3 separate regions of the Homo sapiens genome follow, and regions 2 and 3 are each linked to region 1. A link is an interaction called in ENCODE POLR2A ChIA-PET data of the cell type or tissue named here. Cell type or tissue: PC-9. All regions are shown on one strand.

Region 1 (8,000 bases):
GTCTCCTAGAGCACTTGCAAAAGCTTCCCAAGGGCTGGGTGTGCTGTAGCTGCTTGAGCATGTCAAACCGCTGGATGTGAGCTCTTAGAGGCGAGGCATGGGTCCAAGTCATCTAGTGCCTGGAATGAAGATAGAGATGGAGGGAAGGAGGGAAGAAGGGAAGCAGGGAGGGAGGGAGGGAGGGAGGGAGGGAAAGAAGGGTGGCCAAGTCTGAACAAAATCCTTGTCAGTTGCCCGACTCAGAGAACATCCCTCTTTTTAGCATCCTTTCTTCCAACTGGCCTGAATGAATGGAAGAATGATTAATAGGAAGTATGAGATTCACACAGGAGAAGGTTATTTATTCCTGGCTTACCACTTGGAATGTGTTATGGGGTCTAATTGCAGGAGACCCCCTCTTAGCACAGGTTCTTTGGGTGGGCAGACACTGGGAATGTTGAACTGAAGGACTAAAGTTGTGTACAGACGTGCTGCTGGAGCTCAGATCAAGGCCTGGGTTTCCCCTGGCTATTAGAACAGGGCATCTGCTCATGCCAAAAGGGGGTTACTCCTCCCAGGTCCAATGACAGAAGCCAGCTGTGCTGAGGGGCAGAGATCAGACTATAATGAGATTTGTCCACTGGTATCTCTTCCTCTGGGTATCTGCTGGGGCGTCAGAGTCCTTCCCACACAACCTGTCTTGATGAAATAATTGCTATACTTACTAAACACAGGCTGAGCACCAGGCACCAAACACACATGACCTTATAAAGGTCCCCTAACAAGAACCTAAGACATAGGTGTCTCTGCCCCACTATGACCTATGAGAAATTTGCGGCATGAAGGAGGAAGGTAGCTGGCCCAAGCTCACGTATCTCATGAACGGCAAAACCCACAGTCCTAAAGCTCAGGACTGCCAGGCTCTAAAGCTCATCTCACCCCTCCCATCACTGCAGCCAAACTCCCTCCACAAGCTGCCATGGTGATGCTGCATTAACTACAAGGAAGTGTATGAAAACCAGAAGTGGCTGGAGAGCTGCAGCCATGAAAAGGGAATGAAAATGCAAGGCAGGGCCTAGGGACCTGGCAAGTGCTACAGGAGATTGGAGGAGGGGCTGGAGGAAGGGGAGGAGAGACACCTAGGCTGAGGGGATTGAGCTAGGACTCTTTCCCAAAGCCACAGCAAACCTGGTATACAAACATCTCACCACCACTAACTTGGCCATGAGATGCTCACCTCCTGAACCCTTGAGTTCCCAGCTCATGGCCTTCAGGACCCTTCCACCCTCCATGATGCGCCCCCACACATGCCCATGCACAAGCTTAGCAGGTCTGGCTTATTGAACAGCAAACACAGGCCTGACTCCAGATGTGTTTACCCCACTCGTGGGCCTGCCCCGACAAGCACACTGTAGACTAAGGCAGCTAGGGACCTGGGTCAAAGATACACTTTCAGGAACTGGCCAAAGTCCCAGCCTGCCCTTTCCGCTCTCACAGGGGCTGGAAATTTACCCCGGGGCCATAAACAAAAGGAGATTTCTATGGGAACTAGGGCCCCAACCTGGAAAGCTTCCATTCAGCAATCTAGCAGCCCAAATCTGTCAACCTATGATGTGCCAGGCCTCTGCTAAGGCATTTTATTTTTTTATTTACTTGATTAGTACAGCAACCCTATGATACAGGAACTAGTGTCCCCATTTTACAGAAGAGAAAACTGAAGCACAGGGAGCCTGCTAACTTGCCCGGGGTCATCCCCAGCAGGGAAGTGCTGGGCCAGGGTCTTCAGGCTGAGCTCTGTCTGCCTCTGGGGGATGAGATTCCCTTCCCCACCCTGCTGCTCACCCTTGGCTGTGACCAGAAACCTCCCAGGTCTGGAAACACCTTCAAGTGCTCTGGGCAAATTCTCAAAGTTTCTGATGACCGCTGCTGCATTTCTGAAAGGCTCAGATAACCCCCGAGGCAGGGGACAAGTAAGAGTGGGTACGGTGAGACTTTGAACAAATGTACAGAACCATGAACCAAATAAACCACTTTTCTTTATATTAAAAAAAAAAAAAAGAGTGGGCACGGTGGCTCATGCCTGTAATCCCAGCCCTTTGGAAGGCTGAGGTGGGCGGATCACTTGAGGTCAGGAGTTCGATACCAGCCTGGCCAACATAGTGAAACCCCGTCTCTACTAAAAATACAAAAATTAGCTGAGCATGGTGGTGGGCACCTGTAATTCCCCAGTTACTTAGGAGGCTGAGGCAGGAGAATTGCTTGAACCTGGGAGACAGAGGTTGCAGTGAGCCGAGGTCATGCCACTGCACTCCAGCCTGGATAACAGAGCGAGACTCCATCCTCCTCCCCACCAAAAAAGACTGGGTGTCATTTATAGAGGACCAAAAATGTGCCAGATGCACTTACGTGGATTAGTCAATCCTTCTGACAATTCCATAAGGTAGCAATGATCATCCCCAGCCTACAGATGAGAACACTGAAGCTCACAAGGTTAAATCACTCACTGTAGGCTGCATAGCTAAGTGGTGGAGCTGAGATTCAAACTCAGGTTTATTTAAGACATAAATTATTTCACAATTCTGCCCTCACACGCTACTGCATTTTGTGGAGCCTCTGACCTTGTCCCAAGAACATCAAAAAAGAAAGAAATGTGGAATTAATTTTTCTCCCCTGGAAGGGCGTGGCCTGGCTGGGGTCTTGAGAGGATACCGCCAGACCCCTGCAGATGCAGACTCCCTCAAGTGGCCTCTGCTGCGGGCACTCGCGGGTGGACATGTTACATCGTGGGCAGGGCTGAGGCTCCAGGAGGAAAATGCAGCGTAGGCGACATCTGGAAGCAGAAATGTGGTAGCTCCAGAAGTTTTCATCTGTAATCTTTGTTTTGCAAGGAACAGGGATTTTTTTTCTTTTCAAAAAGTACTCCACTTCCTTTTAGACCTTTCACAAATATTTTTGTAGGAGAAATAAGGAGAAAAAAAAAAACCCACAGAATGCTTGTCGCAGCTACTCACTTCCACCATGAATCACAGACACAAAACCACAGCTATGTGGCTAGCAAAGCAACTATGTGTTTTCACATTTCATTATTGGGAATCATTTAGCAATCTTCCCGGTGTCATCTGCAGACAGATAGACACAGACAGACGAATACACCCCTCTGGGTCCCAAGCAGCCTCATACAACACAGTCATCAGATGACTTTGCAGTTAATCCATTTTCCCCTTCTAATCCTTTTCTGGGAAATTATCCTGCCAGGTTTAAATCTTCCCCTTTAGCCCTTCTGCAGAGGTGGGGTGTGTGTGTGTGTGTGTGTGTCTGTGTGTGTGTGTGTGAGAGAGAGAGAGAGAGAGTGTGTGTGTGTGCATGCGCCATGACAGGGGGAGGAGGAGGAGTGCCGAGACACTGATTCAGTTAATTTCACAAGTGGAAACAAGTGTATGTTTCAGAATGCCTCCCTTTTTTTTTTTTTTAAACTGTGATCATACTTTGCTAAAGTTATTTTCACCTGGGAAGCTCACAGTGCCTTTTCTGACCGTGGCAAATTAATTAACTGATGGCAGATTTAAAGATGGAGTAACTGGAAAAACTACCGGACCCATAAATCAGAAACCTCCTTTATGTCCTGGACAAGAGGTGAAACCTGATACATATTTGAAAAACTTGAGCTCAAAAGGAGAATTCACGGAGCCTGAAAAAATCTCCATTATGACTTTTGAGACATGTTCTCTCCACAGCTTCCACCCACGCCCCGCCACACACACACGCATACACACACATACCCCCGCAGAGGGAGACCCTCACTGAGTGAGCAGCCAGTTCTGTAAAAAGCAGCCGGATGGGGCGAACCTTCCCTGGGCCATCTGAAAAAGAGCTTTGCCAGTCTTTCCTCTCTTTTCTTGCTTCATTGCTCCCAGCCTCTTCCTTTCAAACAAAAATCCTACAGGATTTAAGTTGGCTAGATGCTATGAACATAGCTACAAGCTTGAAATGTTTATTGTCACTAGTTATTTTAAGTCCGGTGCTGGAAACTGTATACATTAACATTTTAATGAGGCCGAATGCTGCTCCAGGCTCTCACCGACTTCTGTAGTTTTCTGAAAAGACGCTGGATACCTTGCCTAACCCAGTACTCTGCAGTTTCCAAGCCAAGCTGGATGTTTCCGCACTTGCCTACGCTCACATGCCCTGGAGGCTGGTTCGCACAATGACTATAATCACAAGTTCTGAAGTCGAGGAGAGCTAGGCTGGAATCGCCCTTACCCTCAGTGTCCTCATTGCAAAGTGGGAGTCATGGGAATACCCTCCTCACAGGGTCATGGCAAGGACTGGCAAATGTGCTGAAGATCTTCCACTTGCCCCTGGATCCCTCTCCATCCCACTCTGAGTCCTGGGAGATTCCTTTGCCCTCTGCCTTCTGGTCCAGTTCCATCAGTGGGGAACTGTGGCAGGAGGTCAGAGGGCAGGAGAAGGGTGAGTGGAGGTGCAGATCCTCCCAGCTCCCTCGCAACAGGTACTGCAGGTGAGCAGTGGCTGCATTCCTCCACCAGAGGCCGCAGCCCTGTCCATGGCCCTCTCCTATAGCCTGAGCTACCCTGGGTTCTTATGACTGCTGGTCCCTTGCCCCTTTAGACCTGGAGGGTAAGAGCTTGCCTACGTAACTACCCTGGGATACTCCACCATTATTCATTGTTTTCTCTTGACTCTGCCAGTGCTTTTGTAAATAAATACATCGAGTGTGCCATCCCTTTCCTGCTGGAACTCTAACTGACCCAGACAAGAAAAAGTATTTGCTATCGAGTACTGAGCACTTACCTATGTGAGCCGGCACTTTATCCACATTCCTTTGTGTTATTCTGACCACAGCTCTGCGCAGCCAGTATTGGTATCATCAGTCTTTCACATTGAGACTCGGGGAGGTGAAAGAACACACTTGATAGCACGACTGGGGAGTAACCGAGTCAAGTGGAACCGGGATCTGTCTGACTCGTGGCCCATGCTCTTAGCCACTGTGCCGAGCTGTCCCCAGTATTAAATTAGGTGGTGCCTGTAAACTGTCAGCTTATTCAATAAGGCTCCATCAATGGTGGGTTAGAACAACAACCACACATACAATCGAAAACACCCACAGTCCTAAATGTTACTTTAGCATAACCCTAACCCAACCCTGACCACAATCCTAAGATTAAAACCTCACCCTAATGCTGCACTGCTAAAGTTATTCCTCTAATCTTACCCTAACCACTACCGTACTGTTAAATAGAATGTCACCCTAACCACAACCTTAGTGCTAGTCAATCTTAACCCAAACTTCCGCCATGGTAACCATAATTCTAAGCACACCACTAAGGCCATGATGAGCTCTGGGGAACCTCTGCACCCCTGTGCTCCTGGGTGCTGGTCCCTGTGCTATGCCATTTATACTCCACTATTTGGACACGACACAATTGACCAAAAGACATTTGTACAACATCCATGTCCTGCATGTCACTGAGCTGGTGACTCTAAAGTGGGGACAGCAAGGAGGAAAAGAATAGGGTAGGAATCTAGCACAATGCCTGAAACACAGCAGGGTGCAATAAATCCTACTGATGATGAAGATGATGATGATGAACTGGAAAAGGTAGCTTTCCCCATCACCGAACTGTAGGCTCTGGGAGGACAGAAGGTGAATAGCTCGTATCTCAGAGATTTGTTTAGGGCTGGACCTGGGGCAGGGCTGGGAGGAGTCCTCTCCTGAAACCAAACCCAGGATGCGGTCCATATATTCCTCAGCTCTGGGAGAATACTAAAAAAGGGAGTCACTAGGTTGTCATCAGAGAGTTTGAGATCTTCTTGGGCCAGATGTCCGCCTTCAGGCTCAAATGGGAGAAGGGGGAAGGTAGGAGGAAGTGTGTAGAAAGCAGACACCATTTCCCTTGAATCTGCCCAGTGCCCCATGTGGGGAGAAGGCGGGGCCTCCTCCCCTGAGCACTCAGAGGCCTGAGCTCGGCATCCTCACCAACCCAGAGATGTCTGCTCTGTGCCCAGCATGAGAAAAGGAAGAGGTTGCCGGCTTTATCACGCAGAAGAAGGAAGGCACACTGGCCCCCACCTTCCTCACAACCTCTCCTGGGACTTCTAGGCTCCGGATCAAAGCATAGCTAGACCGTGTGCCCTGGGCTACATCTGCCCAGAGCTGGAGTCTTTTTATCATCCCACACCTGTACCCCCTAAGGCCAGCCGTGGCCTGCTCAGGGCCTGACCTCCATGGATCTCAGGTATTTGTGTGGGTTGGAGAGATGCACGTTAACACTACAAAGGCCCAGAGATCCATCCCCCTTTCAGGGGAACCTCGAAGGGACCTCAACAGCCAAACCCAGCTGGAAAGGACGGCCTTGAAGCAATACACTTTGTAAGGGAAATAGGAGACATCTCTCTCCTTCCCAGAAAGAAGCCAGGTCTAGTATCACCACATACAGCTGCACAGGCTGTGCACTGCACAACTCTTGGGTTACCTGTCACAGAGACTATAATGTGAAGGACAACCCCTGGTGTTGTGTCCAACAGCTGAAAGGTCCAATGCAGAACAGCAGGCGTCCCTCCCCTGCCTGGCTGGAACACAGTGCCTCAGACCCATCTGGCCACTCCAAATAGTCTCTGCTGGACAGGGATGCACTGGGGCTGGCAGAGGTTGAGTGCCAAGGGACCCTCCACAAGCCTTAGTGTGGCCCATCCACATTTCTAGAACCTACCCTCTGCAACAGCAGGGAGATGGGGCGTGGGTGGTGAAGGAAGTTCTTGGCTGAGACAAAGGTCTCTTCCCACTCTCCTCAAAAAGCATGAGCAGGGCTTCTGCACCCTCAGACTTGGGAAAATAAAATCTCTTCCATTGGATCTGGCTGGAGGCCTACAGTGAGCATTCCCCTTCTTCCTAACCCCTCTGAGCCCTCCCTCTTCCAAACCCACAGCCCCAGGGAAGGGGAGTCATGGGGGCTCTTCTAAGGCCCAAGAGATGGAAGAAACCAGGAGGAGCCTCCTTTACAGCTGCCACAACCCCCTGTCCAGACTCTCAGCACTCCTGAGGGTCTGTCAAGCCCACTCTCCCTGCCCTCAGGGGAGAGGCATTGCCCTCAGTTTGCCTGGCTTCCGACTCCCAGGGCCAAGGGGCACAGGGTGAGGAAGCACCACCTGTTGGGAGGGCTGGGAGAGCCCCTCCATGTCAGTGACTTGCTAGGGGATGGCCCGAGCATCAGCTCAGAAGGAAATGGCCCTGAGACCATCTCTCTGCTCTAGGAAGCAACAGAAGATGCGTTAGGACAGGGGTGTCCATTCAGTGGATATTTAGTTAGTGAGGGCCTGCTATATCCTGGGCACCATTCTAGGAGCTTGGGATATGTCAGTGAACAAAACAAAGATCCCTGCTCTTGAGGAATATAGTAACTGGGAAAAATGGATTATATACCAATGTAATAAATAAGTAAATTATATGCTACGTTAGAAAGTGGAAAATAGAAAGTACTGTGGAAATAAAAAGTGAGCCAGAGGAAAGGACTCTCAAGTTGAGGTTTGAAAATATTAAATATTGGAAAAATGGGAGACATCTCCTTCTAGGGAAGAAGCCAGGTCTGGGGTCACCACATACAGCTGCATACGCTGTACACTGTACAACTCTTGGGGTACCTGTCACAGAGAGTATGATATGATGGAAGGACATCCCCTGTTGTTGTGTTAAGATGGACACAACAGGGGATGTCCTTCCCTAAGCTTAAAATTAAAAGATTTCCTCTAAACTATTTCCTCAAGGGCCTCATTAAGGAGCTTCTTCCTAAAAGTGGCTTCTGTACATATACCAGGCATGAGCAAATACCCAAGCCCAGTGTCAGGACAGCTAAAAAGTAATAACAAGCATTTGCAAGGCATGTTAAAACTCACAAAGCAATCTTTCACACACGTCTTAGTTAATTCTCACAACATCCCAGTGAGGGGAGAATTAACCCTCTCATTTTACAGAAAGGGACATTAATGCTTAGTGATGTTAAGTG
Region 2 (8,000 bases), 110 kb before region 1:
CTCTCTGGGTGTTGGTTTTCTCACATATAAAGTGAAGGAGGTAGGTAGGTCATATTTAAGATCCTTTGCTGGGCGCAGTGCCTCATGCCTGTAATCCCAGCACTTTGGGAGGCCAAGGCAGGTGTATCACCTGAGGTCAGGAGTTTGAGACCAGCCTGACTAACACAGTGAAACCCCGTCTCTACTAAATACAAAAAAATTTGCCGGGCCTGGTGGTGCATGCCTGTAATCCCAGCTATATAGGAGGCTGAGGCAGGAGAATCACTTGAACCTGGGAGGGGGAGGTTGCAGTGAGCTGAGATTGTGCCATTCACCCCAGCCTGGGCAACAAGAGCAAAACTCCATCTCAAAACAAAACAAAACAAAAACCCATAAAATAAAATAAAATAAAGATCCTTTTCAATTCTCTGACTTTTAAATTTCCATTTCCTTTTCCCAATGAGGTATAAATGCATTTTGTTTCCATCTTATAAAAGAGGGGTCACTGGAGCTGGGGGTGGGGGTTATGCAGCAAATTTCCTTCCAAGCTGGAGCTGGAAACCACTGTCCAGGAGCCTGGTGTGTTGTCCATCAGTTGGGGGCTGGACGTATGCAATAGGACTTCCTAGTAGGGCCACCTTGGCTCTCGGCGGCAGGATTCTAGGAGCAACAGCTGTGCCCCTGCAGGAGCCATGGAGGGAAGTCACTCAGTTCATGGAGTCAGGCCACATGGGAGGAGAAGGCAGCCTAGAACTAGCCATGGTGAAGGCTTCCCAGGCAGTTCACGCTTTTGAAAATGGCCCTGAGAGAGATGCTATCAGGAGGCGTATTTAATGGGTTTTGGAAATTGGCTAATTTTGCCACAACGGTCTGAGTGTTATCCGATGCATGCTAAGCATCTGGGGCCAGCGTGCCCAAGGCCTTCAAAGAGATTTGACAGCCGGGAAGGCTGGGCAAAGTAGCTAGTGGTTTCCAGCACTCAAGGGACCCCAGGCGACCTCAGAAAACCAGGTCAGGTGCTGGGTCGATGCCCTCTCCTGCTCCACAAGGCGTCACCCCACTTGCCTCCTCCATCCCTCTCCCTCCCTCACACTGGTCCTTGCTCCCAGGCCTCCTTTCCCACAGCCCTTGCCTCCCCATTCCCCTAGCCAGCCCTGGGCTGAGCTCCTTCTCCCCTAGCAGGCGCCCTCTCCCATGCTTTGGGTCAATAAGCCATCAATATCCTGCACTGAGGAGAAACAGCAGCTCCTTGCACGCCTGATTCACCAAGAGCCACTCTCCCGCCCTGCTTCTCTGGGCCTCCCGCACCCTCCTTCCATCCTCTGCGGCCACATTTCCTCCTCCAGAGATGCTGCCATCCATCAGCTCTCTGCCTCACTGGTCACATTTACTTTCTCTGGCTGTCTTCAGCTTGGTTGTTTATATTCTTCCTCTCCCTGCTTCCTATTCCCTTTTTATCCACTTGTTCCTGGACGCAGGATTTCTGTAGGTGCTTCTCAGGATTATCCTATAGAAGGGGGGCAGCAAAGAGGCCCAAAGCCATACGCTCCATTTCCCCTCCCAGGGGACTCTTGCCTCTCTCCAAAGCTTATTAGGATCATTGAAAAGGGGTCTGCTGTTTCCCACAGAGGCAGGTGATGCAATTTAAAGGGCTCGAGATTTGGAATCAGAAGCCTTCAGTTTTGGAGCTGCAGTGGTGCGGTCACAACTCACTGCAGCCTCAATCTTGTGAGCTCAAGTGATTCTCCCACCCCAGCCTCCTGAGTAGCTGGGACTACAGCCAAGTGCCACCATGCCTAGCTAATTTTTTTTTATTTTTTGTAGAGATGAGGTCTCACTATGTTGCCTAGGTTGCTCTCGAACTCCTGGGCTCAAGTGATCCTCCCGCCTCGACCTCCCAAAGTGCTGGGATTACGGGAGAGCCACTGCGCCCAGCTTGGAACAATTTCTGAGAGAAACTTGGGTAGGTCTATTAACCCCTTTAAACCTCAGTTTTTTCATTTATAAAATGGAGCTGTGAGGACTGAGTGAGAAAATAATAACTCATTTACTGAGTGTAGTCTGTATGTCAGGCTCTATGCTAGGCCCTTTCAAATATGATTGCCCCTAAGCAAGTTTGTGAATGTGCTTTGCAGGTTAGAAAGTGCTGTGCAGGCTGGGTGCGGAGGCTCACACCTATAATCCCAGCACTTTGGCGGGTAACCTCAGCACTTTGGGAAGCTGAGGTGGGTGGATCACCTGAGCTCAGGAGTTCAAAACCAGCCTGGCCAACATGGTGAAGACCCTGTGTCTACTAAAAAAAAATACAAAAATTAGCTGGGCGTGGTGGCAGGTGCCTGTAATCCCAGCTACTCGGGAGGCTGAGGCAGAAGAATCGCTTGAACCCAGGAGGCGGAGGTTGCAGTGAGCCAAGATCGCACCATTGCACTCCAGCCCAGGTGACAGAGCAAGACTCCATCTCAAAAAAAAAAAAAAAAAAGTGCTGTGCAAATACTAGTTATTACAGACAAGTCCAGAGAGCTATTATAGCATCACCCAGAAAATTTTTTTTGTACCTAGAAAATAATTAAATGGGCACTTTTGAACAGGTTTGTCAGCAAACATTTTATACACACCTTGACATGACTGCTGTGAAGGAGTCAGGCAGATGTGATTAACCCCATTCTGTGGGTAAGGAGACCAAGCCCTGGGTCTGGGGAGCTCTGTCTGCTGTCTCCACTTTTCCCTGCACCCTCTGGAACTCCCTGCTGTCCACCGTCTGCAGTGGACAGGGAAGTGTGCCTGTTTCGTGTGATGGTGTCGGGGCTGTGGGCAATGTGTGTGAGAGCCTGTGGCAGGACCCGCACAGCATCTTGGAGGTTGGGATGAGACGCTGAGTGGAGAAGTTATCTAGAGCAGACAGCTTGGAGCTCTGAGAGCAGCAGCATGCACCCAGCAGGCCAAGGGGAGCAAGCAGCACTGTCTCTGTCTCTGGAGGGGAGAGGGCACGGTAGGGAAAGTCCCTGGGTCATTGTGTTGGCAAGCTGGCTGTGCCTCAAAAACCAGCAGGAGACAGGGATGCATAAAAACAGGTGGCTGGGTGTGGTGGCTCACACCTGTAATCCCAGCACTTTGGGAGGCTGAGGCGGGCAGATCGCTTGAGCCCAGGACTTTGAGCAACATGGCGAAACCCTGTCTCTATAAAAAATACAAGATTAGCTGAGCATGGTGGTGCAAGCCTACAGTCCCAGCTACTCAGGAGTCTGAGGTGGGAGGATCCCTTGAGAGTGGGAGGCGGAGGTTGCAGTGAGTCCAGATTGTGCCACTGCACTCCAGCCTGGGCGACAGTGTGAGATCGTGTCTCAAAACAAAACAGAACAGTTCTCGGGAATCATGTGACTGAAATTGTGAGGACTTGTTCTTACTTGCTGCTAAGCTCAGGCCAAACAGATCACTTTTCAAACCATGCTTGGTACCCTGCATCTTCAGGACACAGGGCCAGACTCTGGTCCAGGAGCCTGTGGGGGGACATGCAGCCCCTTCAGGGCTGTAACGTCCAGGCCTTGGCTACCTCTACATTAGTTGGCCAAAGCCCCCCACTACCGCCACCAGCCACCAGAGGCCACTGCTAATTCCAACCCAGGCTGAGTCATGGCACCAGCCTGTGCGTGTGGTCCAGGGCTGTTGCTGACTCCTTCAGAGAGGCCCCAATAACTCACTGCCCAGATGGATTTCTTTAAAAATTGCAGCCAGCCAAATCTACTGTCCCCAGGAAGTAGCCCCTTCTGCCAGCGAGGCTTCTGCTCTCCTCCCAGATGCTTCTAGGATTCCCCTTCCCTCCTTCCATGGCTCTCCGTCCATTCAAAATTTCCCCTGGACCTCCAGGGACCCCCAGCTCTTCCTCCCTCTCATCTCTGTGGCCTGATGGCCTGGCTCTCTCCTACAGACATGGCTTCCCTTTGTGCCTTCTCAGGTGGAAGCTGCCCTTTCCTCTCAGGCTTTAAGCTCAGGAAGCAGATGGCAGACTCCGGATCAGCAAGCCATTAAGCCCTGCCCTGTCTCACCGTCTCAGCCCTGTTCCAGTGGGGCTCTTACCACCTACTCTACACTCTGTTCTTCTTGGTGCTGCCGTGGATCCGTCTTGTTCACAGAAGACCTCGCTTTCCCTATTAACAGCTGCAAACTTAAATGTCATCATCATCTGGGATGATGTCACATCCCCAGGGACCCCACCCTCCCACCAGCTTGGTCACTCTACTGTAGGCCCCCATTCCACAGCCACCTCCTGAACCTGGTCATTTCAGAGCTGCCCCACCTCTGGAATGTTAGATCCAAATTTCCTGCAGGCGGGCTACAACCCCACGCACTTCGTGCTCTCCCCAGCCTTTCAAACTACAACTGCCTGTGACAGCGCTGGTCCACTGAGAAACCCTTGGCTTTTTCTTTTCTCCTCGTATTGACCCTTCCTGTTTTCCCTTCCATCCTGGGCCAGCCTGGGCCCATGTTCCATTTCTTCTAATCACTCTTGCTTCGGCTCCCAGGCTGGAGTGCAGTGGTGTGGTCTCGGCTCACTGCAACCTCCGCCTCCTGGGTTCAAGCCATTCTCCCACCTCAGCCTCCCATGTATTAATAGCTATAGCTGGGATCACAGGTGCCGGCCAACAATGCCGGGCTAATTTTTGTATTTTTAATAGAGACAGGGTTTCACCATGTTGGCCAGGCTGGTCTTGAACTCCTGAGCTCAAAGTGATCTGCCCGCCTTGGTGTCCCAAAGTGCTGGGATTACAGGAGTGAGCAACTGTGCCTGGCTTCTTTTAATCGCTCTTATACGAACAGCCTCATCTCCGTGGCCCCCTTGTCTTTTCATGACTCCCCTTTGGCATAAGCCCCAGCTCAAAGGGAATTCAATTATTTGCTTTTTCTGCACCCATATCTAGCATGCTGGGCACCACTGGAGAAAAGTCACACAGCTGCAGAGACCGAGGGGACTACACAGTCAGGTTTCTCCATGTTGGCCAGGCTGGTCTCGAACTTCTGATCTCAGGTGATCTGCCCGCCTTGGCCTCCCAAAGTGCTGGGATTACAGGCGTGAGCCACCGCGCCCGTCCATCACACCAATTTTCTCTTTCTCTGCCCAGAATTTTCTGTTTCCTGAGCTCGCCATTAGCTCTTTCAGACTTCTCTACTTTTTTCAATACAGCACCTTCCCCAACATCTCCCTCCATATTCTCAGTGGATAACATCACGAGAAAATAAGATATTTGGCAGAAATTCCATCAATATCCTGCTGCCAAACAGATTTTGTCCTTTCCTCCTTTGCTCTCTGGTCACAATGGGAGAGGATCCAGGTGTCCCTCCTAGAAACTTAGGCTAACACCTTCAAGTACATTAGGCCCTCTCTCTTTCCACCTGCCCGAAAACCTCATTCAATTGATTTCCCATGCCCTTCTCTCTAATTTTCCACTTTCCCCTGTCTACTGGCTTCTTCTCATTAGCATTTAAACATGTTTCAGATTCACTCTTTAAAAACAAAACAAAAATCCTCTCCCTTGTCCTCATATCCTTATCTCAGTCTCCCTGCCTTCATTCTCTGTTGCTTCTGTAACATATTACCCCAAAATTTAGCAGCATAAAACAACAAACATAAAACAATAAACAAGGCCGGGTGCAGTGGCTCATGTCTGTAATGCCAGCACTTTGGGAGGCTGAAGTGGGCAAGATTGCTTGAGCTCAGGAGTTTGAGGCCAGCCTGGGCAACATGGCGAAACCCTATCTCAACAAAAAATACAAAAAAAATTTAGCTGGTCTTGGTGGCACACACCTGTAATCCCAGCTACTCGGGTGGCTGAGGTACTAGAATTGCTTGAACCTGGGAGGTGGAGGTTGCAGTGAGCCGAGTTCAAACCACTGCACTCCAGCCTGGGGACAGAGTGAGACTCTGTCTCAAAAACAAAACAAAACAAAAAACAATCAATACTCTGTGGTGTGCTGTGTTGCAGGATGATTTTGCCTAACTGTATGCTAGCATAAGTGTTCAAAGCACGCTTAATGTAGGCTATGTTGGCCAGGCGCTGTGGCTCACTCCTGTAATCCCAGCACTTTGGGAGGCTGAGGTGGGTGGATCACCTGAGGTCAGGAGTTCGAGACCAGCCTGGCCAACATAGTGAAACTCCGTCTGTACTAAAAATACAAAAATTAGCCAGGTGTGGTGGTGCACGCCTGTAGTTCCAGCTACTTGGGAGGCTGAGTCAGGATAATCACCTGAATCCGGGAGGTGGAGGTTGCAGTGAGCTGTGATCACGCCACTGCACTCCAGCCTGAATGACAGAATGAGACGCTATCTCAAAAGAAAAAAAAAAGTAGGCTAGGCTAAGCTATGAGTTTGGTAGGTTAGGTGTGTTAAATGCCCGGGCTGGAGTGCAATGGTATGATCATGGCTCACTGCAGCCCTGAACTCCTGGGTTCCAGTGATCCTCCTGCCTCAGCTTCCCAAGTAGATAGGACTATAGGTGTGTGCCACTATGCTGGGCTAATTTTTGTATTTTTTACAGAGACAGGGTTTTACTATGTTGCCCAGGCTGGTCTCGAACTCCTGAACTCAAGCAATCCTCCCACCTCAGCCTCCCAAAGTGCTGCAATTACAGGTATTACAGGTATGAGCCATTATTCTTAGCCTAAATGCATTTTTGACTTATGATATTTTCCACTTATGATGGGTTTATTGGAATGTAACCCCCTCATGGGTCAAGGAGCAACTGTACTTGAGTCTTGGAAGTGACAGTCCATCCCTTCTGCTGTTTTCTACTGGGCACACAGACCAACTCCAATACAATGTGGCAGGGAACTAACAAGGCTGAGAATACCAAGATGTCGGATCATGGGGGACATTTGGAGGCTGGCAACCCCACTTTCCTTCACAGCCGGACTTCTTGAGAGAGTCGTGCACATTGCCTGCCTCCACATTTTGCTCTCTTCATTCAGACTGCTCTCCCTGGGTCTCCAATAACTTCCTTGTTTTGAAATCCAATGGCCACTTCTCAGTCCTTATCATATGTGGCTTCCCTGCAACACTCCACATTGGGCACTCCCTCCCTAGCTAAACACTTCTTCCTTGGCTCCTGTGCCCTCACAGGCTCCTGGAGTTCCTTTGCCTTTTGCCCCTCCATGGCTGTAGTCACAAGCTTCTCTTTACTATCTGTCCATCCCTGAAGGGTTGGAGCAGCTCAGGGTTCTGCAGAGTGTCCCTTCTTTGCCTATGGTGGATGAGGCTGGGATGATCTGGCCTCTGCTAACCTTGTCTTCTGCCACTCCTGCACACCAAACTCTCCATGCCAGCCCCATAGACTGTCTCATGGTTCCTGCCCTCTTCCCACTGTCGTCAGTTCAGATCAGCACTTTGAGGCTACTCTTTGTGCGGTCTCGGATACCTCAGCTAAAAGACGAGGGGAGAGGCCTTAAGAAGAAATAAGGATACAGCTGTAATTAATGAGGAAAGCAACTGAGATCCATCAACCTCAGATGGAGAAGCCTAAGGGGTGATTTGATTATGGTTTTCAAGCCTAAGGGGGCCCTTTGCCTTAAGAAATATGACCGACTGTTCTGTCTCCTTTAACAACAAAATAGAAAAAGGTTAAGTTTTAGTCATGACAGAAATGACAGATCCAGGTTAGGGAAGAGAAGCATTAAATGCCAGAAATTAGCTAGAGCAACGTGCAACCTGATCAGCCTGCTTTAGAAAGTAGGCTAGGTTTCTGCACATCTGAGATGATTGTTGGGTAGACTGAACTAAGGGTAGGCTGATGAACCGGGCAACTCACCAAGCCTCAGGATCTACACTGCGGCATAAGCAGCAAGTCTGAGGTAGAGCTGGGCTCAGAGACCAATTCCTTGTCCATTTCCAGCAATGGGGTCTGACCGTGGCAACCCTTGGGCTGCAGAATGGGTTTGTTCTGGCCTGTAGGGTCAAAGCAGTCTAGCTACTCCTGCTTGGTTATACCTGCCCTGAAAGAGGCCAGAGGGTAGGGTTGTGGGTAGGGAGTGAA
Region 3 (8,000 bases), 61 kb after region 1:
AAAGTGCTGGGATTACAGACGTGAGCCACCACGCCTGGCCCTGTTTTGTTTTTAATGCTGGTTGTGACTCACTATGGTGATTTCACAACCCACATGTGCATTTCAATGCCCACCTGGGCTAGAGGTACAGGCTCAGCTGCCGGAGTCCTTAACAGAGGTGGGGATAACTAAGGGCAAACCAAGAGGGTAAGGCATGAAGGAGCAGCAGGATGGGCAGTTTATATGTCCCCAGAAGAAAGGCCTTGGAACCCCTCAGCCTGAAGAAAAAGGAGGCCAAGGGCAGGCTCTGTCAGATCTTCACCTATACCAAGGCGTTTTCTTCATTTGCTTGTTTGTCCCATATAGAAGACAGTGAGCGGTATTCTTCACACTGAGCACAAGAAAAGGGGAGTTGACAAAAACTGCAGTGGAAAATAAGTCAGTGCAACACAGGCTGGGTGGGTGAGTATGTGCAGGGAGTGAGGGCAGCAAGAGATTCTACGCATTAAAAAAGGATCGTGGCCAAGTGCAGTGGCTCACACCTACAATCCCAGCACTTTGGAAGGCTGAGGCAGGTGGATCACTTGAGCTCAGGAGTTTGAGACCAGCCTTTACAACACAGCAAGACCCTGTCTCCACCAAAAATACAAAAAATTAGCCGAGCGTGGTGGTGCATGCCCTGTAGTCCCAGCTATTCGGGAGGCTGAGGTGGTAGGGATCACTTGAGCAGGGGAGGCAGAGGTTGCAGTGAGCTGAGATCGCACTACTGCACCCCAGCCTGGGCAACAGAGTGAGACCCTGTCTCAAAACAAAACAAAACAAAACAAAAAACGGTTCATGTGACGTTTCTTCTTATTAAAGGTAAGGGGAAGTGGGGAAGTCAGTTGTCCAAGAAAACTGGTAAATGCTCAGCAATCCGGGATGGTTGTGATGTTTCCCAGAAGACACTGGAAGGGCTAAGATGATTTGAGGGGGTCCTGTCCAGCCCTGGGAGTTCACTACCTCCTTAGCTCGCCCCAACAAAACCTGCCAGTGGACTTTCACCCTGGCTTGGGGTTGGCTGAGGAAGGTTTGGCTAGATCCACAGGCTGCCCAGGCAGAAAGGCCTCCCCATTTCCAGACCCTGAAAGAGAACCAGGCCAGGGAAAATCTGAGAGAGAGAGTGAGAACCTGTGGAGGGGCCAGGTGTAGGGAGGAGGCCGCACACTGTGTGCTGTATCCAAGTGTTCCAGACTGGGTGGGAAGCACTGGGAGCTGGGGCAGGGGACGGGAAGGGGTCGCTGAGCAGGAGCCGTGAGGTCAGTGTTGGGCAAGAGGCAAGTCTGGCTCCCATCATACCTGCACTAATGAGCTGGAAGCAGACGGAAACGGCACAGCGTGTGAAGGCCAGCAAGGGAAGATCCTCCCCATGCCAGCTGGACGGGAAAAGACCGAGCGTGGTGGAAACAGGGCCTGTCCCCTCCCCATCCCCTGGAATCTCAAGCTAGAGGCTGGAACAGCCAGGAGAAGGGGTTGGGAGGTGAGGGCTGATCAGATGAGGCTGAAACAAGACCTCCTGGGGGAAAGGGGATTAGAAAGATGCCAAGGGACTGCGGCATGGAGGAGAGAAAGCCAAGGGGCTACAGAGGCACCCTGCCAACCCTGGGGAGGGAGGAGGCCCCAGGGGGGTTGTCAGCTGCAGGCACCGGCCCTGAGGAGAACAGCTGGACTGAGCCAAAGGCTGGACAGTTGACTGACTTAAAAGGGCAGACGGAATGGGCAAGTCCATCCTGCCCCGTCAGGGCAGCAGAAATGGCCACAAGTATTCACAGACTGTAAACACTAAGGCAGGGCTTGTCTGGGACTGGGAAGATCTGGCTAGGCCTGGCAGGGGAGAGCCGAGGGCTGGAAGGAGGCCTGAGCCTGGTGACTTCTGCAGTGGACTGTCCTGAGACCCAGGAGGAGGGTCACTTTGGGAGCCCCAAGGATCACTCACAAAGCCTCACTGGAGCCAGGAGCTAGACACAGCTCTAGACAGACAGCAGGGGCTGTCTTTTGTGTGCGTGCAGGGGGCAGATCACCCCAGCAGGTAGTTTTTCCTCTCCGACGTCCAGGATCCAGGGACTCGAGAGTGGCCTTTCTGCCTGCATCCTGGGCATGGTGTTAGAAGTGGAGGGGTGCTGACTCTACCTCCCAGCTCCAGTGGGCCCAACGCAGGTGGATAAATATTTACAGAACATCTGCATTAACCTTTCACAGGCAGGGTGGCCCCTCCCAGTGGCTTTCATATGGACCCTCACCCCCACCCCACCTCTGGTACAGAAAATTCCTACCAGAAGCAGAGCCTGTGGATCCAGTTTGACCCTGTGCACTCCTGGTTCAGCATCAACATTGGCTGCAGGTGAAAACCTAAGGCTGTGACCACAGACAAGTGGCCTCTCCCCTTGGGGCCTCAGTTTATCCACCTATAACACAAGAGGACTGAACCCTCTCTGCACCCAGTGATTTTCATTGATTCCAGCCTTTTGCTCGGCCTATGGTTGCTATGGAAACAGCACAAGGGAATAGTGCACCCCGCAGACAGGGTGGCACCCTCCAGCCTGTGACTATCACGGGCTCTGTCTGCCCAGCATCCTTCCTCTCTTATTCTCCTACCAGCATCCATTTTCCTTTAGGGAACTGCTCTTCCCTTTTCTAGGCTGTCTGATGGAACAGCCAGTTGCAATATTTGCAATGGGGCAAACAACCCAAACTGGCCCAATCAGATTCTCTCCCATGATTTGGCCCTGAAGCAGAGACACACAGTTATAACTAAACCATCCAATCGCAGCTCCCCAAAAAGTTCCCGGGGCTGGGAGCCTCATTACTGCCTACATTCCTGGCATTCTTCCTATCTACTTGTTCAGTTCTTATTTCTATTATGTTTGCTCCTAAAATCTTTGTGGTAACCTTACTCTTTTTTAATGTACAAATGAGAGTCCTGGCCAGGTGCAGTGGCTCACACCTGTAATCCCAGCACTTTGGGAGGCCAAGGTTGGAGGATCACTGGGCCCAGGAGTTTGAGATCAGCCTTGGCAAGATGGTGAGATTCCATCTCTACAAAAAATCAAAATATTATTCAGGCGTCGTAGCACACACCTGTGGTCTCAGCTACTTGGGAAGCTGAGGCTGGAGAACTGCTCGAGCGCGGGAGTTGAAGTCTGCCATGAGCCATGATCTCGGCACACACTCCAGCCTGGGTGACGGAGCGAGACCCTGTCTCAAAAAATAAATTAATAAATAACAAAAAATAAAAATTAGAATCCTTATTGCTCATAAGAAAAGAACTCTAGCTGGGCACAGTGGCTCCCACCTGTAATCCCAGCACTTCGGGAGGCCAAGAGGGGTAGATCACCTGAGATCAGGAATTTGAGACCAGCTTGGCCAACATGGTGAAACACCATCTCTATTAAAAATACAAAAGAAATTAGCTGGGCATTGTGGCGGGCACCTGTAGTCCCAGCTACTCAGGAGGCTGAGGCAGGAGAATCACTTGAACCCAGGCGGCAGAGGTTGCAGTGAGCTAAGATTGTGCCACTGCACTCCAGCCTGGGTGACAGAGTGAGACTCTCAAAAAAAAAAAAAAAAAAAAAAAAAAGAACTCCAATTTATATACCAGCTGAGAGAGACAGGCTAGGTGGACTCCAGCCCTCCCTGCTTTGCAATCCTAGGGCCATGGGCTCAGCTCTCCCACAGCATTCAGTTCATGTAGTCAGCATGGTGGGTTTGGCTCTGTTTGCTCAACAAGACTGCAAACATGAACAGCTGTATCTCAGACACCTGACTCAGAACCTTACACACACTGGAGGTGCTTAGTTGCATGGAATTGTGATCTTACAGCTTGAGGCAGGTAACTCCAGTGGGAACAAAACTTAATGAGTATCAGGGGATAATTCCCAGAGAACCGATATAAACAGCTGCCCAACAGACCAGGTCTGGGACAAGGCAATTCCCACTGCATCCAAGTGACGGATAAGTGCAGGGGAGAAGGGGTCAGGGTTCATGGCAGGGCGTTTTAGGGAAAGTCTACTCTGCCCCCTGAAATCTCTCTCCCACCTCTTCACGAATACTTCTGATTTCTGAAACAAGATGCTAAGGCACTCGGTCAGCACTTAGAAATGCATCTGCCCAAGAGGAGATCAAAGAGAATGTTTTCATTTACTCTGAAGTATAAAGATTGGGTAAAGACCCAGCACGGTGGCTCACACCTGTAATCCCAGCACTTTGGGAGGCCAAGGCAGGTGGATCATGAAGTCAGGAGATCAAGACCATCCTGGCCAACATGGTGAAACCCATCTCTACTAAAAATACAAAAATCAGCTGGGCGTGGTGGCAGGCACCTGTAATCCCAGCTACTCGGGAGGCTGAGACAGGAGAATTGCCTGAACGCAGGAGTCAGAGGTTGCAGTGAGCTGAGATCGTGGCACTGCACTCCAGCCTGGCGACAGAGTGAGACTCCCTCCCGCCGCCCCCCCTCCCAAAAAAAAGATTGGGGATAGACTCTTTCCTAAGCGTTCTTGACAGGGGAAAAAGGTTAGGGGGCATAAAGGTTTTCAGGGTGTGGAAAGTAAAAATGGATTTTCAGGTAGAACATGAGAAAGAGAAAGGGCTGGAAAAGAAGGCTGGGATACAAGCGTATGGGATACACATCAGCTTTGGCTGCAAGTTACAGAAGCTGGCTCTGGCAAACATAAGTGGCGAAAGAGAATTTGTTGGAAAGATACATGGTACTGAAGGAGGCCTTCAACACTCAGGCCTGAGAAGGGACCAGGGCAGCTTTGGGGGTCTGGGTAGCGGGAACTCATGAGCTGTCTGGCTTTGGATGATTCTAAAGCAACTGCCTTCCATTATGGGTAATGACTCCAACTCAGATTCAAATTCCCCAGGAAAAAGTCTGACAGATCTTGGGTCTATGCTCACCCTTTGAGAATGGAGGGTTGGGAGAGTCCTGTGGCTGGCAGCCCCACCAGGAATGCATGGAATTGGGGAGTTTGAGTTTCCCAAAGGAAAGCTGAGTTTCTGTTACTCAAGGAAGGGAAGAAGTGCTGGGCATATGTGCACAGCAGATGTTCTCTACACATGGGATGTCAATTGAGAGAGGTGGGGGATGGATGGGGTGGGGGATGGGAATTTCCAGGACGCTGCAGAACCTGCCATAGGGGCCAAGGCTCCTGCCACAGCCCTGGATTGCATCTCCCTCTCCTCCTATAAAAGCAAGCTCAGGAAAAGAACATTGTTTCTGTTCTTGACAGCTCCATAGAATTGTCTCCTTAGCTTCCAGTCACGCTCAGCTCCTGCTAGAATAATTACCACCCACCTGTTCTCCATACAAGAATTCACAGCCAGTGGACACACATCTGGCCTGTAAAAGACATGCTTGGAAGTCTCCCAGGCTGCTTGGAACAGGCAGGAGACAACACAGGGTCAGCCACTAATTCAAAGGCAAGGAAACAGCTGGCCTGAGAGCTATGGTCACTGGAGCCTAAGTGGCAGCGAACTCCTCCCCTGCCAGGCAGCTCAATGGATGTGGGACAGGTGTGTCCTGAGACAAACAAACCCCCTGAGACTCAGAGGAGGTTTGAGTGCTGGGCCCTGTCCTCTTCTTCCAGCACATGGCTGTCTTCCCCACCCCCATCTGCTTCTCTAGTGGGTGGAGGGGGCTAATACCCTGCCTTTCTTGGAGTTCCTTTATTTTTCTTCCCATTACTGTTTACATCACTCCCTTCTAAACACCATGGAAATTAAGAAAAGGCCAGGTAAAGTTTTAATGGGGAGGGCCAGAAATATTTTGGTGGTGAAGGTAATTGCATCCAAGTTTTAAGGATGTGGATGCAGAATTGGAAGGGAGCAGGGCGCGGTGGCTCACGCCTGTAATCCCAACAATTTGGGAGGTCAAGGCAAGTGGATGTCTTGAGACCAGAAGTTCGAGACCAGCCTGGCCAACATGGTGAAACCCCATCTCTACTAAAAACAAAAATTAACCAGGCATGGTGGCACACACCCGTAATCCCAGCTACTCAGGAGGCTGAGGCAGGAGAATAGCATGAACCCATGAGGCAGAGGTTGCAGTGAGCCAAGATCGCACCACTGCACTCCAGCCTGGGCAACTGAGCGAGACTGTCTCAAAGAAAAAAAAAATGGAATTGGAAGGGGACTGACTGAGAGAGCCTCTAGGCCAGCGGTTTTCAACTTTTTTTTTTTTTTTTTTTTGAGCAAAACCTTTGTGCAGTGTTTCAGCATTCAACAAATATTTACTGAATGCCAACTCTGTCCCAGGTGCTGTGCTAGGGGATACAGCAGCATGCAATCCAGACCTGATTCCAGCCCTTGTGAGCATACAGTGTAGTGGAGGAGACAGACACTGGGAAAATAATTAGATAAGTAGATCAACAGTGAGCTGCAATTGAAGTAGAGCTAAGAAAGAGACGTATGCAGCTAGATGACCTAATACAGACTTGGGAGGGGATTTGGGGAAGGTATCCCCAAAGGAATGACATTGGAGCTGAGATCTGAAGGGTGCACAGAACTCAGAAAGGAGGTATGGAGGAGGACGGTCAGGAGGAGATGTCATAAGATCCTGGAGGTAGGAAGGCTCTTGTGCTGGAGGAACTCACAGGCAAGGCAAGCAGAGTAGTGTGGGATGCAGGGGCTAGGGATTCAGGGACCAGACTGCCAGGGGTTCAGGAGTCAGATCCAAGATGTGAACAGGAAACTGGGGAGCTCCTGTGGCTGGAAAGGGGCCCGCCCTTGATCTCTCCCCAAACACCCCAACACACATACTTCCCTTTGCCTTATAGCCTCTGAGGCATCTTGGAGGAACGTTGGGGCTTGTCCGAATACCGCTTGAAAACCACAAATCCAGCCCTATTGCCATTTTCAGATGTGAAGACTGAGAATCAACAATTGCCCCCTCCCAGTGCCCTCTCTGTTAACTCTGGGCAGCTAATCCAGCCTCCCTGGAGAGAGTGTGATGCGGTGACAGACTCTGAGGACACTGCAGACAGCTCAGTGTTTCAGGAATGATGGGGACAGCCTTGAGAGCCAGCCCAGGGCTCTGGCATGGGGAATGGACCCCAAAGATGAGAGGTTGGCCCAGTCTGGGGCACTCAGTCTTTTCTGCCTGTGCTGGGAGAGTCTCTGACCCTCTTAGCCCATCCCCATCATTCATCCAGAGGCGCAGGCAGGCCGCCTGCCAGGATAGCAGATCCCACTCAGCTCTGGCCTCAACATTCCTCTCCCCGCCGGGGGGAAAGGTCAAGTGTAGGATATTTTCCCAAGCCCTGGAGAACAGCAGCACCTCCTGATATCTACAGCTACTACCCAGCTTGAAGGGCAACTACCAGGGCAGACAGGCAGGACGGGAGAGCAGTCAGCTGGCCCTCTAAGCAGGGCTGCAGGGGGAAGGGACTGGGGAGGCAGGGCCTGAAATATATCAACAACTTCAGCCCCAAGAAGTAGAGTAGAGAGTGGGTGATGGGAAAAGGGCTTGCATGGCAGGGGTCTGAGGCTGAGGCTCCGTCTGCCTCAGGAAGGCTAAAACGTTCCTGCTTCAACCCAGCTGGTCCTCATTTAACTAACTCCAGGGTCTGGCCTCTCTGGAGACCCCCTGCTGGCCCGTCTGCAGCTCCTGGAGCAGAAGCCAAAAGCAGCCACCAGCTTAGAGACAGCAGCTGAACCCAGAGCCCCCCAAGCAGGAGACAGGCAGTGCAGGCATTGCAGGCCCCTTTGCAACCCTGCAAGGAGTCAAAAGCCAAGTAGGTGGGGCTGGGGGGAAGGCTTCAGAGATAAAGAAGGCAGAGGCAATTGTCTCTAAGCCAGATCAGGAGCAGCTATGGAGAGAAAAATCTCTTGGAGCCTGGAAGGTGGTTTCATCAGTCAAGGCTGTCCTAAGGCAAACTATGCAACAGTAGCCTCCCTTCTTCCCCCGTCTCCCTTCTGCCCCTCATCCAGCACACTGCTCTGTGAGCACTGGGCACTTGCCATCCTGCCATCCTCCCCCAGGG

Evidence for each region. ChIA-PET counts read pairs that join two places held together with the same protein. Peaks named below come from ENCODE experiments on the same cell type or tissue, not always from the same donor. Only the 100,000 strongest peaks of a DNase experiment are listed, where the experiment ranks them.
Region 2: POLR2A ChIA-PET joins it to region 1 with 10 read pairs; 2 of 35 experiments call an interaction of 5 or more read pairs at or near these places.
Region 3: POLR2A ChIA-PET joins it to region 1 with 18 read pairs; 3 of 35 experiments call an interaction of 5 or more read pairs at or near these places.

The regions. Positions count from the first base shown.
Region 1 is chr14:74,569,013-74,577,012 of GRCh38, forward strand. The region is part of intron 3 of LTBP2 (latent transforming growth factor beta binding protein 2); the gene reads right to left. Among named protein-coding and RNA genes, the nearest start is that of LTBP2, 39 kb to the right of the region's middle. In PC-9, CTCF peaks have their summits at 4,543 (motif pointing right) and 4,746; DNase peaks (open chromatin) are centred at 1,519, 3,019, 4,179, 4,539 and 1 weaker place; H3K4me3 peaks cover 3,091 bases; H3K27ac peaks cover 7,877 bases.
Region 2 is chr14:74,456,182-74,464,181 of GRCh38, forward strand. It overlaps a transcript of SYNDIG1L not described here. Among named protein-coding and RNA genes, the nearest start is that of MIR4709, 20 kb to the right of the region's middle. In PC-9, CTCF peaks have their summits at 3,558 (motif pointing right) and 3,763; no DNase peak of the experiment used is centred here.
Region 3 is chr14:74,629,751-74,637,750 of GRCh38, forward strand. No RefSeq gene overlaps it. Among named protein-coding and RNA genes, the nearest start is that of LTBP2, 22 kb to the left of the region's middle. RefSeq lists enhancers at 994-1,643, 1,644-2,292 and a silencer at 5,296-5,590. In PC-9, no CTCF peak of the experiment used is centred here; DNase peaks (open chromatin) are centred at 96 and 3,761.